Regions from separate parts of the Homo sapiens genome. Here region 2 is linked to region 1. Evidence: read pairs that join two places in POLR2A ChIA-PET (ENCODE). Cell type or tissue: B cell. All regions are shown on one strand. Each heading gives the region's core, and the rest is flanking DNA. Links, peaks and the distances in the headings are about the cores only. Region 1 has its middle 35 kb from the start of KDM2B. Region 2 overlaps KDM2B (lysine demethylase 2B).

Region 1 (9,468 bases), core at 768-8,767:
ATCAATCAATCACGTCGCTATCACCCCAGGGCCTCCCACTGGCTACTGCCAATGGAAACAGGTTCAATGAACAAAACAATGCAATGTCCTTGGTTCCCAGAAACCCCCAGTTCAGGACTAGGAACACACAACATTTAGCAGCTAAGAGGGCCTGAGGTCTGGAGGGGGAAGAGGCCGGAAGCTGGGAGGAGAGATTTGCTGATTTTAGAGGAACAAAAGGATCTGGGAGTGGTGACTCAGAGGGGGCTTTGGGGTGGTGAGGGTTTCCTTTCCCCAGCTACTATGTCACGCTCCTCACCCCTCTCCTAATATTCTGTGTGGTTTGAATTTCCCCATCTGCACAGATCACAAGTAATAAAAACTTGGGTGGGGTGTCTGGACCATCCCTGCCTCCTGCCCCAGGATCCTAGAGGGGTCCATGGTTACTAACTTTTCCCCACAGTTTTTTTTTTTTTTTTGGTGGTGGGGAGACAGGGGTCTCATTGTGTTACCCAGGCTGCATTCGGACTCCTGGGCTCCACAGGCATGCACCACCAAGCCCGGCTAGAACAATGTTTTCATACCCCTGGCGATGGGAAGCTCACTCCTTCTAGAAGCTGAGCATGTCTGATTGGTTGTCTGATACTTCAAAAGTTGTCCTTGTATGGAGCTGGGGGCAGCTTCCCTGTCAGTCCTTCCTTGTGTCCTGACTCAGAATGCATGAAATCCCTCTGCCAGCCAGCCCTGGTGCCAGCTCCACAAGACATCTGGGAGGCAGCTTTTGTGAGTGATCTTGAAGGTTTTCATGGTCAAAGAATTGGGGTGAAGGAGGCTGGAAACCAAGTGAGACACTGTCAGGGGGCTGGTTACAAAATGCAGAATGGGGTCGGGTTGGTGAGCCCTGGTGTTGGTCTCAGAATGGTTCTCTGACTCTGGAGCTTAGACTATGCCAGGGGAGTGTGAACTCTGTCTCCTTGCTCTCCAGTTTCTGGGCTTATAGTGCTCATTCTTCCTCCCTCCACTCCTACCCCCTCACTGGTCAGAAGTCTTTGTTGGGTCTGAGTTTGTGCCCATGCCTTTAAAAGTGAGAACTTTTTCTGGCCTGGATAAGAAATCTTTGCTGACGACGCGGTGACTCATGCCTGTAATCCCAGCATTTTGGGAGGCTGAGGTGGACGGATCACCTGAGGTCAGGAGTTCGAGACCAGCCTGGCCAGCATGGTGAAACTGCATCTCTACTAAAAATACAAAAATTATCCGGGCATGGTGGCACATGCCTGTAATCCCAGCTATTCAAGAGGCTGAGGCACAAGAATCACTTGAACCCAAGAGGCGGAGGTTGCAGTGAGCTGAGATCACACCATTACACTCCAGCCTGGGCCATAGAGTAAGACTCTATTTAAAAAAAAAAAAAAAGAAAAAAAGAAATCTTTGCCAACCACAAGGTCACGAAGATATTCACCTGTGTTTTCTTTTAAAAGTTTTAGGCCAGGCATGGTGGCTCATGCCTATAATCTCAGCACCTGGGGAGGCCAGGTCGAGAGGATCACTTGAGACCAGGAGGTTTGAGACCAGCCTGGGCAACATAGTGGAACCCTGTCTCTACCCTCCACCCACCCCGCCAAAAATAAAAGTGTTTTTGCTTGTATGTTTAGGTCTGTGATCCGTGTCATACTGATTTTTTTCTATTTCTGTTTTTTTCTTAGAGACAAGGTCTTGCTCTGTTGCCCAGGCTGGAGTGCAGTGGCTCTTCATAGGTGTGATCATTGCACACTACAGCCTCAAATTCATGACTCAAGTGATTCTCACTCCTGCCTCAGCTTCTCAAGTAGCTGAGCCTATAGCCCATCAATCAAATACAGATTTTTGAGTGAAGCAAGCTTTCCCCACTGAAATGCATGGACATTTTTGTCAAAAATCACGTGACTACTATACATGACAGACTGTTTCTGAACTCTCTATTCTAGTCTGTGGATCTATTTGTCTACTCTCATGCCAATAGATACTGTGTTGATTACTCTAGGTTTAAAGTAAATCTTGGGGGCAGGGCGTGGTGGCTCACACCTGTAACCCCAGTACTTTGGGGGGGCCAAGGTGGGCGGATCACTTGAGGTCAGGAGTTTGAGACCAGTCTGACCAACATGGTGAAACCTCATCTCTACTAAAAATACAAAAATTAGCTGGGCATGGTGGCCCGCACCTGTAGTCCCAGCTATTTGGGAGGCTAAGGCAGGAGAACCCTTGAACCCGGGAGACGGAGGTAGCAGTGAGCCGAGGTCACGCCACTGCACTCCATACTGGGCGACAGAGTAAGACTCCGTCTCAAAAGTAAATAAATTGGCCGGGCGCAGTGGCTCATGCCTGTAATCCCAGCACTTTGGGAGGCCGAGGCGGGCCGATCACAAGGTCAGGAGATCGAGACCATCCTGGCTAACACGGTGAAACCTCATCTCTACTAAAAATACAAAAAATTAGCCAGGCGTGGTGGCAGGCGCCTGTAGTCCCAGCTACTCTGGAGGCTGAGGCAGGAGAATGGCATGAACCCGGGAGGCAGAGCTTGTAGTGAGCTGAGATCGCGCCATTGCACTCTAGCCTGGGTGACAGAGTGAGACTCCATCTCAAAAAAAAAAAAAAAAGTAAATAAATTAATAAATAAATAAATAAAAATAAAATAAGTCTTGGGGAAAAAAAACCCCATAAATTCCTCAAAATTAAAAAAAAAAAAGTCTCGGCCGGGCATGGTGGTTCACGCCTGTAATCCCAGCACTTTGGGAGGCCGAGGCGGGCGGATCACGAGGTTAGGAGTTTGAGACCAGCCTGGTCAACGCAGTGAAATCCTGTCTCTACTAAACATACAAAAATTAGCCGGATGTGGTGGCACGCACCTGTAGTCCCAGCTACTCGGGAGGCTGAGGCAGGAGAATTGCTTGAACCTGGGAGGTGGAGGTTGCAGTGAGCCGAGACGGGGCCACTACACTTCAGCCTGGGTGACAGAGCAAGACCCTGTCTCAAAAAAAAAAGTCTCTTTTTTAAGACAGAGTCTCTCTCTATTGCCCAGGCTGGAGTGCAATGGCACGTTCTGGGCTCACTGCAACCTCGGCTCCCGGGTTCAAGCGATTCTCCTGCTTCAGCCTCCCGAGTAGCTAGGATTACAGGTGCCTGCTGCCACATCCAGCTAATTTTTGTATTTTTAGTAGAAACAGGGATTCGCCGTGTTGGCCAGGCTGGTCTGGAACTCCTGACCTCAGGTTATTCACCCACCTCAGCCTCCCAAAGTGCTGAGATTACAGACATGAGTCACCACGCCCGGCCTCAAAATAAGTCTTAAAGTCAGGTAGAGGTAAGACCTTCAACTTGTTCCCTCCCTCCCTTCCTCCCTTCCTTCCTTCCTTCTTTTTTTTTCACAGGGGTCTTGGTCTCTTGCCCAGACTGGAGTGCAGTGGCACAATCTCAGCCCACTATAACCTCTGCCTCCCGGGTGCAAGTGATCCTCTCAGCTCAGCCTCCCAAGTAGCTAGGGCTACAGGCCTGCATCACCACATCTGGCTAATTTTTGTGTTTTTTTTTTTTTTTTTTTTTTTGTAGAGACAGGGGGTCTTGCCACGTTGCCCAGGCTGGTCTTGAACTCCTGGGCTCAAGCGATCCGCTTGCCTCAGCCTCCCAAAGTGCTGGGATTAAAGGCTAGAGCCACTGTGACCAGCTTCTTTTTTGTTGTTGTTGTTTTGAGATGAAGTTTCATTCTGTTGCCTAGACTGGAGTCCAGAGGCACGATTATGGCTCACTGCAGCCTTGACCTCCTGGGTTCAAGTGACCCTCCCACCTCAGCCTGCCAAGTAGCTGAGACTACATGCACACACCACCACACCTGGCTAATTTTTTATTATTTATAAAGATGGGATCTAATATGTTGCCTAGGCCAGTCTCAAAACTCCTGGACACAAGCGATCCTCCTGCCATGGCCTCCCAAAATGCTGGGATTACAGGCGTGAGCTAACCTACCCAGCCTAGTTCTCTTTTTCTTTTCTTTTCTTTCTTTCTTTTTTTTTTTTTTTTTTTGAGACGGAGTTTTGCTCTTGTTGCCCAGGCTGGAGCGCAATGGCATGATCTCAGCTCACTGCAACCTCCACCTCCTGGATTCAAGTGATTCTCCTGCCTCAGCCTCCCGAGTAGCTGGGATTACAGGCATGCACCACCACGCCCGGGTAATTTTTACATTTTTAGTAGAGACGAGGTTTCTACATGTTGGTCAGGCTGGTCTTGAACTCGTGACCTCAGGTGATCCACCCACCTCAGCCTCCCAAAGTGCTGGATTACAGGCATGAGCCACCACGCCTAGTCTAGTTCTCCTTTTTCAAAACTGAATTTGCTGTACAGAATGTTGGGGTAAATTTTGTCAATACACATATGCCTTGGAGAATCACTATATCCCTTAACTTGGTGGGTGTCAGCAGGATCATTTTCCTGGACGGTCTGACATCCTCTATTAGCAAAGCAGGCCACACTGCAGAGATCAGACACATGAGATCAGGTTGGACTCTTAAAGGTTAAACTGTGTCCCCCCAAAAAAGACATTGCAGTCCTAAACCTCAGTACCTCAGAATGTGACCTCATTTGGGGCTGGGCGCAGTGGCTCACGCCTGTAATTTCAACACCTTGGGAGACTGAGGCAGGCGGATCACCTGAGGTCAGGAGTTCAAGACCAGCCTGGCAAACATGGTGAAACCCCATCTCTACTGAAAATACAAAAAGTAGCCAGGAGGTGGAGGTTGCAGTGAGCCAAGATTGCGCCATTGCACTGCAGCCCGGCAGACAAGAGTGAAACTCCACCTCAAAAAGAAGAATGTGGCCGGCTGGGCACGATGGCTCACGCCTGTAATCCCAGCACTTTGGGAGGCCGAGGCAGGCGGATCACGAGGTCAGGAGATCGAGACCATCCTGGCTAACACGGTGAAACCCCCGTCTCTAATGAAAAAAATACAAAAAATTAGCCAGGCATGGTGGCAGGTGCTTGTAGTCCCAGCTACTCGGGAGGCTGAGGCAGGAGAATGGCGTGAACCTGGAAGGCAGAACTTGCAGTGAGCCGAGATCACGCCACTGCACTCCAGCCTGGGTGACAGAGCGAGACTCCGTCTCAAAAAAAAACAAAAGAAGAAGACTGTGGCCAGGCACGGTGGCTCACATCTGTAATCCCAGCACTTTGGGAGGCCGAGGAGGGTGGATCAGGAGGTCAGGAGTTGGAGACCAGCCTGGCCAACATGGTGAAACCCGATCTCTACTAAAAATACAAAAATTAGCTGGGTGTGAAGGCAAGCGACTGTTGTAATCCTAGCTACTTGGGAGGCTGAGGCAGGAGAATCTCTTGACACTGGAAGGCAGAGGTTGCAGTCAGCTGAGATTGTGCCATTGCACTCCAGCCTGGGCGAAAGAGTGAAACTCTCTAAAAAAAAAAAAAAAAACCACAAACAAAAAAAAACGAAGAATGTGACCTCATTTGGAAATACAGCCTTTACAGAGGTAATCAAATTAAAATGAGGTCATAGGGTGGGCACTTATTTCGTTTGGATCTGTGTCCCCACCCAAATCTCATGTTCAATTGTAATCCCCAGTGTTGGAGATGGAGCCTGGTGAGAGGTGATTGGATCACGGGGCCAGTTTCTCATGAATGGTTTAGCACCATCCTCTTGGTGCTATGACAGTGAGTGAGATCTGGTTGTTTAAAAGTGTATAGCACCTCCCCGCCCCTCTCTTCCTCCTGCTCCCGCCATGTGAAGGGCTGGTTCCTCCTTTGCCTTCCGCCATGATTGGAAGCTTCTTGAGGCCTCCCCAGAAGCAGATGCTGCAATGTTTCCTGCACAACCTTCCGAACCAAGAGCCAATTAATCCTCTTTTCTTTCTTTCTTTCTTTCTTTTTTTTTTTTTGACGGAGTCTCGCTCTGTCGCCCAGGCTGGAGTGCAGTGGCGCAATATCAGCTCACTGCAAGCTCCACCTCCCGGGTTCACGGCCATTCTCCTGCTTCAGCCTCCGGAGTAGCTGGGACTACAGGCGACTGCCACCACGCCCAGCTGATTTTTTTGTATTCATCCTCTTTTCTTTATAAATTACTCAGTCTTAGGTATTTCTTTTTCTTTTTTTTTTTCGAGACAGAGTCTCACTCTGTTGCCCAGGCTGGAGTGCAGTGGCGCGATCTGGGCTCACTTTAACTTCCGCCTCTGGGTGCAAGCAATTCTCTGCCTCCGCCTCCCGAGTAGCTGGGATTACAGGTGCCTGCCACCACGCCCAGCTAATTTTTGTATTTTTAGTAGAGATGAGGATTCACCATCTTGGACCGGCAGGTTGAACTGCTGACCTCGTGATCCACCTGCCTCAGCCTCCCAAAGTGCTGGGAGTACAGGCGTGAGCCACTGTGCCCGGCCTAGGTATTTTTTTTTTTTTTTTTTTTGAGATGGAGTCTCGCTCTGTCTTCCAGGCTGGAGTGCAGTGGCTCAATGTTGGCTCACTGCAACCTCCACCTCCCTGGTTCAAGCAATTCTCCTGCCTCAGCCTCCCGAGTAGCTGGGATTACAGGAGTGCATCACCACGCCCGGCTAATTTTTGTATTTTTAGTAGAGAGGGGGTTTCGCCATGTTGGCCAGGCTGGTCTCGAACTCCTGGCCTCAAATGATCTGTCCGCCTCGGCCTCCCAAAATGCTGGGATTACAGGCGTGAACCATGGTGCCCAGCCTCAGGTATTTCTTTTCATTTTTTTTTTTTTTTTTCTAAATGGAATTTTGTGCTTGTTGCCCAGGCTGGAGTGCAGTGGTGCAATCTCGCCTCACTGCAACCTCCACCTCCTGGGTTCAAGCGATTCTCCTGCCTCAGCCTCCCGAGTAGCTGGGATTATAGGCGCCTGCCACAACGTCCGACTAATGTTTTGTAGTTTTAGTAGAGACAGGGTTTCCCCATTTTGGCCAGACTTGTCCCGAACTCCTGACCTCAGGTGATCTGCTGGCCTGGGCCTCCCAAAGTGCTGGAATTACAGGTGTGAGTCACCGTGCCCAGCTTGGTATTTCTTTATAGCAATGACAGAACAGACTCATACAGCCCTCTTCCAATATTACTAATATCCTTATAAAAAGGAGAAGTGTGAAATTTGCAAGGAGCAGTGGCTCTTGTCTGGGGTTCCCGCTACTAGTGAGGCTGAGGCAGGAGCATTGCTTGATCCCATGAGGTCAAAGCTGCACTGAGCTGTGAGCGTGACACTGCACTCCAGCCTTGGCAACAGTGTGAGACCCTGTCTCAAAAAAGACAAAAACAGCCAGGCACCGTGGCTCACGCCTGTAATCCCAGCCTTTTGGGAGGCCGAGGCGGGCGGATCACCTGAGGTCAGGAGTTGGAGACCAGCCTGACCAACATGGAGAAAACTTATCTCTACTAAAAATACAAAATTAGCCGGGCGTGGTGGCATGTGCCTGTAATCCCAGTTACTCGGGAGGCTAAGGTAGGAGAATGGCTTGAACCCGGGAGGAGGAGGTTGTAGTGAGCCAAGATCGCACCACTGCACGCCAGCCTGGGCAACAAGAGCGAAACTCTGTCAGAAAAAAAAAACAAAAAACAAAAAACAAAAACAAAGGAGGAAATTTAGACACAGACAGACATGTACAGAGGGAAGACCACATGAATGGACACAAGAAGACGGCCGTCTACAAGCCAGGTAGCTCGAGCAGCAGGGCCTGGGGCATGTCCTTCCCTGGTTCCTTCCGAGGGACCGTGGCCTTGCTGACATCTTGATTTTGGACTTCTGGCCTCCAGAACTGTGAGACAATAAGTTTCTCTCCTAAGCCACCCAGTTTGTGGGACTTAAAAAAATTTTTTTGGGGGGGCCGGGCGTGATGGCTCACGCCTGTAATCCCAGCACTTTGGGAGGCCGAGGTGGGCGGATCACCTGCGGTCAGGAGACCAGCCTGGGCAACATGGCGAAACCCTGTCTCTACTAAAAAATACAAAAGTTAGCTGGGAATGGTGGTGTACGCCTGTAGTCCCAGCTACTCGGGAGGCTGAGGTGGAAGAATCGTTTGAACCCAGGAGGCGGGGGTTGCAGTGAGCTGAGATCAGGCCATTGTACTCCAGCCTGGGTGACAGAGTGAGACTCTGTCTCAAAAAAAAAAAAACAAAAAACAAAAAACAGGTCAGGAGCGGTGGCTCACGCCAGGACTTTGGGAGGCCAAGGCAGGCGGATCACGAGGTCAGGAGATCGAGACCATCCTGGCTAACATGGTGAAACCCTGTCTCTACTAAAAATACAAAAAATTAGCTGGGCGTGGTGGCGGATGCCTGTAGTCCCAGCTACTCGGGAGGCTGAGGCAGGAGAATGGCGTGAACCTGGGAGGCAGAGCTTGCAGTGAGCCAAGATCGCGCCACTGCACTCCAGCCTGGGCAACAGAGTGAGACTCCATCTCAAAAAAAAAAAAAAAAAAAGAAGAAGAAAAGAATACAAGGAGGCTGGAGTGATTTGGGGTGGGGTCTTCAGCCAGCCAAGGAAGTTGAATTCTAATGGGGCTGCAAGTGTGTTCAGATGAGATTAGATCATTATGCAGAGTTTGGAGCTAGGCACTCTTGGATTTGAATCCCAGTTTTGTCAGTTTGTAACTGTGCCACTTTGGGCAAGCACCCCAGCCTCTCTGAGCCCCATCTGTGAAAGGGGAATATTGATGGGACTTGGCAAAGAGGTTGTTATGAGTGTTTCATGAAAGAAAAGTTGTCTGGCAATTAGCACAGCGCTCAGTAAATGGTGGCTCCAACCTTCCCTCTCATGGGATGTGCTGTGCTCAGAGAAAGAGGATTGCTGCCTTCCAGATTGAATGAATTGACTGATCTGTAAGTCTTTAGTGAAGGTAGTATATCTGTGAGAATCTGACCAGGACAAACAGTTACCACACTAAGAGCATTTATCCTGAGAATTGCTCCAGGGGTAATGGAAGACTTACAGGAAAAGGCAGGCAGGGGAAGGGCAGCCCCCAGGTTAGCCCCAGCAGGAGGACTGCTATCACCCTGGGGTTGGAGGGACAGAGGCAGGGGGTGGTGTTTCTGGTACCGAAGAGGGACTGGAGTCCTCAGGCAGAAGCCAGAGCCACAGTGGACCTGTCTGGTGGGAGGTGGAGCTGGAGATCCCACCTGAGGCAGAGGGGTAGGAACACCCTGGATTCCCCTCCTCCCACCACCTGGCTCCTCCCACCCACCAGGCTCCTCCCACCACCAGGCTCCTCCCACCCACCAGGCTCCTGGCACTGCCTCCAGTTGGTCCATCTGTGCAGGAAGCCACCCTGCCAAAGGTTGGCCACCCTGTGATCTGGAGCAAGGCTAGAGAAAGGCAAGGGAGGGGTCCAAGGGCAAAGAAGTGCAGGCCCAACACTGGGGTGTGGGGGTTCCATCCGTTCTCTCTGGAGATTCCAGATTCCCCATCTAGAAAACGGGGATAATAATAGCACCTACTTATAGAATAGCTGACTGCC
Region 2 (8,000 bases), core at 1-8,000, 160 kb after region 1:
GCAATCCTCCCACCTCAGCCTCCTGAGTAGCTGGGTCTGCAGGTGCACACCACTACACCTGGCTAATTTTAAAAATTTTTTGTAGGTCTCACTATGTTGCCCAGGCTGATGTTGAACTCCTGACCTCAAGTGATCCTCCCACCTCAGACCCCAGCATGCTGGGCTTATAGGCGTGAGCCACCGTTCCTGGCGCCCTTTGCTGCTTTGGATGGTCCCTTTACCCAGGTGACTGGTGGTGGCCAGCTTGCCTGTGGGTGGCCCTGCAGTCCAGGGCTTGCCCTCCCTGTGACAAGGCCTTCTGCTGGGCTGCCCCAGAGCAGAGGGCAGGCATGACTGAGGGTCCTGAGCAGCTGGGGAAGACCAGTGGGAGATGAGGGTGGTAGAGCCGGGGAGCACCTCCCTTTCCTCTTTGGGGTTCACAGCAGGTTGAGCAGGGTAGAGGCCCAGAGCTCCAGTGCTTCCTGAGGGGCCACTCGGGCTGATGGGGGCCTGGAAGCTCCTTGAATGCTGTGGGAAGGTGAATCGGAGGGAGGGGTCTGCTTAGGTGTTGACAGCAAAGTGGGTGGCACGTGAGGCTGCGGGCTTTCTACAGGGACCACTGCACTGGAGAAGAAAGTTGATGGTGGCGAGGCTGTATTTGAGGAGAAAGGGGGGCTGTTTTTCTTCCTATGCAGTTGGAAGTTTCTAGGAAGCCCCTAGGGTGCAGGGAGTTGTGTGTGTTGTGAGAGGGGGTCCCTGTGATGTGGACCTTCTTCTCCATTGGAGTGTATGAATAGTAACAGCTCTTCTGGGTCTGTGTGCTCCCAAAAGTATGGGGTTTTGTTTGGGGATTCAAGTATGACAAGTCACTGAAATGAAGAGGGTGGGACTCTGGACCAAAGGGTGTTCAGTTAGCTGAAAAGGGGCTTTAGGCGTTAGATGCCGTTAGGTCAGCTGGTTTCCAGGGTGACCACGTGTCTCCCTGACAGGGACTTCACCATTTCTCAGCCACCCCAGGCTCTCCAGAAAGATGCCACAGACAAGAAAAGCTCTCCCATCCTGGTCCCTCCCACTACAGGTCCCAGGTGGACAGGGGACCTCTGTGGACAGTGTCCTCAGCAGCTAGCTTAGGGCTCCCCCGTAGATCATGGGTCTGCAGGAGGCTCTGGGGCTGGGAACCAGAGGGCAGGGGCTGTGGCTGTCCCATTTTCCTGGCTTAGCTACTAGCCCAGCTCTCTGTCCACCTACTGTCTCTCTCTTCTGTGAGTCCCAGGGAAGGGAGCATTTGGAGCCCATCTAGGGAAGATCTGAGTAGTCAGGGACCTAAAGGTTACTATCCCATCCTCCCTGGGGTGGCTCTGGTTTGTTGAGTGCATTCTGCATGCCAGGCTGGCTCGTAGAGAGGTGCAGTGGTGCACAAGACACCTGTGGTGAGTGCCCTCCTGTGCCCCGTCTCAAAGGGAAGGAACAGATGATTACCATCATGAGCGCTCTAACAGGATCTCCCAGAGGGGCCCTGAACCCAGTGCAGGTGGGCAGTAGGGGCTTCCAGAAGAAAGCAGCCTGTAAACTGACCAGACGGAATGAGTGGGCATCAGCCAAGTGGCTTGGGCGGGGGTGGGGTTGGCCTTCCGGGCTGGGGGAACAGAGACCGATTGTGTGGCCCCTTGCGGTCTTTCTTGGGGAGCAGACGGAGGTGGGAAAGGTGGGCAGGGTCCGAGCCTGTGGGTGCAGCCATGGAAGGTCTCGAGCTGTGTGCTGCGGCAAGAAGCACGCGCCCTCTGTCGTCCTCTCCTAGGGCTGCCATAACGGGTGGCTTAAAACAACCGGCCTTTCTTCTCTCCCGGTTCTGGAGGCCAGGAGTCTGAAGTCAAGGTGTGGGCTGGCGGGCCGGGCTGGCTCTGCGGGCTCTAGGGGAGGGTCCTTCCCCGCGCCTCCAGCTCCTGGTATGTGCTGCCATCCTTGGCACTTCTTGGCTTGTAGACAGGGCTCCAGTCTGTGGAAGGCCTGTGTCTTCACACACGTTCTCTACGTGCGTGTCTGTCTCTGTGTCCAAAAGTTCCCCTTTCGTAAGGACACCAGTCATACTGGATTAGCGTTCACCTGAATTACCTCGTTTAACCTGACGGTCTCTGCAAAGCCCCCATCTCCAAATAAAGATCACACTCTGAGGAATGGGGTTTAGAGCCCCCATCGTGTCTTTCTGGGGGTACACAGTTTGCTCCCTAACACCCTTTCCGGGGGTCTGGCCGTGCCTGCAGTCTCCCCATCTGACCAGTCGTGTCTGTTCCCCTGCAGAACCGGGCTGTGGGTCGGCCCAAGGGGAAGCTGGGCCCGGCCTCCGCGGTGAAGTTGGCCGCCAACCGGACAACGGCAGGAGCTCGGCGGCGCCGGACGCGATGCCGCAAGTGCGAGGCCTGCCTGCGGACCGAGTGCGGAGAGTGCCACTTCTGCAAGGACATGAAGAAGTTCGGGGGCCCCGGGCGCATGAAGCAGAGCTGCATCATGCGGCAGTGCATCGCGGTGAGTGCGGCCCCCGCCCAGCCCTGCGCTCGATTCAGGCCCCTGCGTGCCGGCCCGCGTGTCTGACCGCTGCTCGCTCTGGCCGCCCCTCCGCACACAGAGAAGCCGGGGCTGTGGACTCCCCGAGAGCTCTTCCTGTGGACGGGAAGGCGCTGGCCGCTTCGCAGGCTCAGGCCTCCTGCTCCTTCCCTCCCAGGGTGCTCAGGTACTTTGAAGTTGCTGCCATTAAAGATGACAGGCAGCCTGTCCTGTCTGTGACCCCGTTGCCAACATTACGGTTCTGGGTGACGGTTCTGGGCCCTTCCTTCCTTCCTTCCGGCCCTGCCTTCAGAGTCAGAAGTCTGGGTGGAAGGTCAGCGCCCCATCTCAGGGGGCTGCCCCCAACAAGGAGTGATTTATGGTACTGAGGAGCCGCGCCCGGGAGAGCCTGGCCCGCCCCTCCACACCGCCTGGCCTCAGCTCCGGCAGTGGCCCCGCGCCGCTGGTCTCGTCCCCAGACAGGGCAGTGGACATGGACTTCGCAACGGGGCGAGGTCGCGGGGTTTGCCCTTGAATTCCCTTGTACACACCCACATGCTCTGCCTTCCTCAGGGCGCTGCTCCCCGGGGGCCGGCGGTCCTCCCTGTGGAGGAGTCATCTCCCAGTCCCCGTGGAAAAGCAGGCTCGGCTGGAGGGACGGGATTCCTCGGCCCTGGTGCGCTCATCTGCAGGCCCAGCCTGGCATAGGGTGAGCCCTTCCTCCTTGGCTGTCGATGCCCCGCAGGCCCAGACACCTCAGCCATCTCCTTCCACGCATATTTCTTGTGTTTTGTTTTTTGAAATTGTGGTAAAAAAAATACATTAATCATTTTTAAGTATGCAGTACAGTAGTATTACCATATGCACGTTTTTGGGAAGCTGATCCCTAGAACTTTTTCATTTTGCAAAACTGAAACTCCATACCCACTGAAGCTCTACTCCCCTTTCCCCTCCCTCAGCCCGGGCAACCACCATTCCACTTTCAGTTTCTAAGAGCTTGACTCCTCTCGGGACCTCATAGAAGTGGAATTATGCAGTAATTGGCTTTCTGTGATTGGATTGGCTTGTTTATAGCCCTGAGCATAAAGTCCTCAGGGTTCATCCATGTTGAAGCATATGACAATTTCCTTTTTTTTTATGGCCGATTAATACTGAAAGTGTATTTGTACCAAATTTTCTTTTTTTTTTCTGAGATGGAGTCTTGCTCTGTTGCCCAGGCTGGAGTGCAGCAGTGGAATCTTGGCTTACAACAACCCCTGCCTCCTGGGTTCAAGCGATTCTCCTGCCTCAGTCTCCTGAGTAGCTGGGATTACAGGCACCTGCCACCACATCTGGCTAATTTTTATATTTTTAGTACAGACGGGGCTTCATCATGTTGGCCAGGCTGGTCTCGAACTCCTGACCTCAAGTGATCTACCCACCTCGGCCTCCAAGAGTGCTGGGATTACAGGCGTGAGCCACCACGCCTGGCTCAACTTTTCTTTATCCATTCATCTGTTGATGGACATATGGATTGCTTTCACCTCTTGCCTGTTGTGAATAGTGCTGCAGTGAATATGGGTGTGCAGATATCTCTTTGAGATCATGTTTTGAATTCTTCTGGATATACAATTGACCCTTGAACAACACAAGGGTTGGGGCACCATCTGACCTCTGTGCAGTTGAAAATCTGCATGTAACTTTTGACTCCCCTAAAACTTAACTACTGTTAGCCCTATTGTTGACCAGAAGCCTTACCAGTAACAAAAACAGTCCATTAACACATATCTTATATGTATTATATACTGTATTCTCACAATAAAATAAGCTAGAGAAAAGAAAATATTAAGAAGATCATAAGGAAAATATATTTATCATTCATTAAGTGGAAGTGGATCATCATAAAGGTCTTCATGCTCATCATCTTCACATTGTGTAGGCAGAGGAGGAGGGGTTGGTCTTGCTGTCTCAGAGGTGGCAGAGGCAGAAGAGATGGAGGAGGTAGAAGGGGGGGGCAGGAGACGCAGGCACACTCAGTATAACTTTTGTTGAAAAAAAATCGGCATATAAGCGGACCCACACAGTTCAATCCTGTGCTGTGTAAGGGTCAACTCCATGCCCAGAAGTGGGCTTGCTGGGTCATATGACGATTCTATTTTTAACTTTTTGAGGAACCTCTGTACTGTTGGCCACCGCGGCCATCCCGTTTTACATTCCCACCACGGGTGCATGAAAGTTCCTGTTTCTTCCTCTTTTTTTTTTTTGATGGAGTCTTGCTCTGTCACCCAGGCTGGAGTGCAGTGGCACGATCTCGGCTCACTGCAAGCTCCACCTCCTGGGTTCATGCCATTTTTCCTGCCTCAGCCTCCAGAGTAGCTGGGACTACCAGTGCCCGCCACCACGCCTGGCTAATTTTTTTGCATTTTTAGTAGAGACGGGGTTTCACCATGTTGGCTAGGATGGTCTGGATCTCCTGACCTCGTGATCCACCCGCCTCGGCCTCCCAAAGTGCTGGGATTACAGGCGTGAGCCACCGCACCCGATGAAGGTTCCTGTTTCTCTGTGTCCCCACCAACATCTGTTATGTTATGGGCTTTCAGTTTGTTTTTAGTGGCCATCCTAATTTGTATGAGGTGACGTCTCACTGTAGTTTTGATTTACTTTTCCCTAATTCTTAGTGATGTTGAGCATCTTCTCAAGTGCTTATTGGCTGTTTGTCTGTCTTCTTTGGAGAAATGTCTGAGTCCTTAGCCCGTTTTTAAACTGATTTACTTTTTTCTTTTCTTTTTTTTCTTTCTTTTTTTTTTTTGAGACAGAGTCTCATTCTTTTGCCCAGGCTGGAGTGCAGTGGCGCAGTCTCGGCTCACTGCAACTTCTGCCTCCTGGGTTCAAGAAATTATCCTACCTCAGCCTCCCAAGTAGCTGGAGTTACAGGCACATACCTCCACACCCAGCTAATTTTTGTATTTTTGGTAGAGGCAGGGTTTCACTCTATTGTCTAGGCTGGTCTCAAACCCCTGACCTCAGGTGATCACCCTCCCGCCTTGGCCTCCCAAAGTGCTGGGATTACAGTGCATCTGGCCTAGATCGGCTTTCTTTTGGGGGTTTTTGTTGCTGAGTTAGAGGAGTTCTAGATATGTTTTGGATATTAACCCTTATCAGGTCTCTGGTTAGCAAGGATTTTCTTCCATCCTGTAGATTGCCTTTTCACTCTGTCAGTTCTTTCTTTTGCTGCAGAAGTTCAGTTCCACTGCTTGTGCTTTTAATTGGTACCCGAACCCCAGGACATTTCCATGGATTTCGGGGAATTTGTGAGCCATCCTGAAATTAAATGCATTTTTGTCTATGTGCATGCATGGATGTGCATTTTTTGGAGACTGGGTCCATGTGACCCATTGGATCCTATAGAATTTAAAAGAGCTTGTCTATAGCAACTGTTGGTTTTTAGAACGGTGTCACCTAAAACCCAATGTGTGCCAGTAATGAACCCGCGACTGTCTTTTTCTCTTTGGCATTATTATCTCCCAGCCCCCGTGTGCTGGGCCCAGTTATAGGAAACCTGTCTCGGGTGCCATCTTATCTTTGCAGCTCTGGTGCCTGGCACAGCGCATGCTGGTTGAAGGAAACCCCATTTTTCTACGTCTCCTACTCTCTTCAGCTTGACGTGGCTTCTGGAACTGATGGCAGATGCAGGCTTGGCCTGACCCTTGGGGTCCTTCTTACTCTTCTCCTAGCCCTTCTGCTCTGCCAGGGCACTTCTCACGTGTTACCCACCTGTGACATACGCAGCCCCACCTATCTTCCTTTTCTGGACCCTCCCTTTGCTCCGTCGCTGGGGCTGCCTCCGTAGCCTCCCCTCTCCACCATGTCCCTGCCAGTGTCATGCCGATGTCATGCTGGTGTCCTGCAGTCTGCCCCCCCACATGCGCCCCAAGCCCCCTGCCAGCCCCTGCAGGAGATTTGCCTCTGGCACCGCCTCCCATCCTGCCACCTGGCTCAGAGCCCGTTCTGCCATCTGCCCCACCCCACCACAGACCCTCTTCTTGCCGTGTGGGCCGTGCTTCACCCTGTGCCCCCCGCTGCAGTCTGGTCCCCAGACGTCCCCTTTGGCCTGGCCTGCTCTGTCCTCATTCACCTTGAGGCCCCGCGGCCTTGCCCACTTGGCTTCTCTCCACCCTGTCCTCCAAGTCCTCCAGAAATCAGCCTCTGCTGCTTCTGAGAACTCTTGAACATGATTTTTCCATGTTTTCTTTGGATTTCAGCGACTTAATGTCTTTGTCTTCCCAAATAGCTCATGGGGAGCAGCCATCTCCCTCGCTCCTGTGGCCCCAGGACCTTGTTTCAGGCCGTGGCAGATGTGTGTTTGGTATTTGTGGAAGGAACGATGACTGCCTTGCCTTCTGTGTCCTGTTTATTAGAATTCAAACATTTGCGCCATTTAATCAAGTCTTTTTCACTTACCAATGGCGTGTATATCCCAGCCTGCTTGAAGCTCCTCTGAGCAGCATAATAAAGGTTGGCTGCGTGCTTCCTCTGTCTGCAGGTGCACTGGGCGGGATGAGGCTGACCTGCCCTGGCCTCAGGGGGCTCACAGCCGGGTGCATCAAGTTCTCACACTTCGTGGTCTCAGGGACCCCTTCATGCTCTTCAAAATTATGAGGACCCTAAAGAGCTTTTCTTTTATGTAGGCTATATATTTATTAATATTGACCGTATTAGAAATTTAAACTGAGTTTGATGTGAGAGGACTTTAGCTAAAAAAAAAAATTAAAACTGATTTTTTTTTTTTTTTTTTTTTTTTTTGAGACAGAGTCTTGCTGTGTCGCTCAGGCTGGAGTGCAGTGGTGTGCTCGTGGCTCACTGCAGCCTCTACCTCCTGGGCTCAAGCAGTCCTCCCACCTCAGTCTCCCGAGCAGCTGGGACTACAGGCATTCACCACTACACTCAACTAATTTTTGTATTTTTTTGTAAAGACAGGGTTTTGCCACGTTGCCCAGGCTAGTCTCAAACTCCTGGGCTCAGGCAATCCGCCTGCCTTGGCCTCCCAAAGTGCTGGGATTGCAGGCATGTGCTATCACTCCTGGCCAAGAAATTTTTTTTTAGATTTTAAATTTATCTTAAAATAACAAGAAAACCCATGACGTGTTAATAGAAATAACATATTTTGGCCGGGCGCGGTGGCTAATGCCTGCAATCACAACACTTTGGGAGGCTAAGGTGGGAGGATCACTCGAGGTCAGGAGTTTGAGACAAGCCTGGCCAACATGGTGAAACCCCATCTCTACTAAAAATACAAAAATTACCCAGCACGCCTGTAGTCCCAGCTACTCGGGAGGCTGAGGTGGGAGAATCGCTTGAACCCAGGAGGCAGACAGAGGTTGCAGTGAGCCGAGATCATGTCACTGCACTCCAGACTGGGCAACAGAGCAAGACACCGTCTCAACAATAAATAAGAAAAAAGAAATAACATATTTTTATGAGAAATAATTACATTTTCCAAA

Evidence for each region. ChIA-PET counts read pairs that join two places held together with the same protein. Peaks named below come from ENCODE experiments on the same cell type or tissue, not always from the same donor. Only the 100,000 strongest peaks of a DNase experiment are listed, where the experiment ranks them.
Region 2: POLR2A ChIA-PET joins it to region 1 with 8 read pairs; 7 of 35 experiments call an interaction of 5 or more read pairs at or near these places.

Annotation. Positions count from the first base shown.
Region 1 is chr12:121,611,250-121,620,717 of GRCh38, reverse strand. No RefSeq gene overlaps it. Among named protein-coding and RNA genes, the nearest start is that of KDM2B, 35 kb to the right of the region's middle. RefSeq lists an enhancer at 60-354 and a silencer at 5,622-5,671. In B cell, for the core only: no CTCF peak of the experiment used is centred there; DNase peaks (open chromatin) are centred at 1,687 and 5,662.
Region 2 is chr12:121,447,622-121,455,621 of GRCh38, reverse strand. It overlaps KDM2B (lysine demethylase 2B), which reads left to right. Exons shown (of 23, transcript NM_032590.5): 13 at 2,278-2,502. Among named protein-coding and RNA genes, the nearest start is that of MIR7107, 7.3 kb to the right of the region's middle. RefSeq lists enhancers at 1,884-2,697, 2,698-3,512, 6,044-6,544, 6,545-7,045. In B cell, for the core only: no CTCF peak of the experiment used is centred there; DNase peaks (open chromatin) are centred at 3,496 and 5,108; H3K27ac peaks cover 2,086 bases.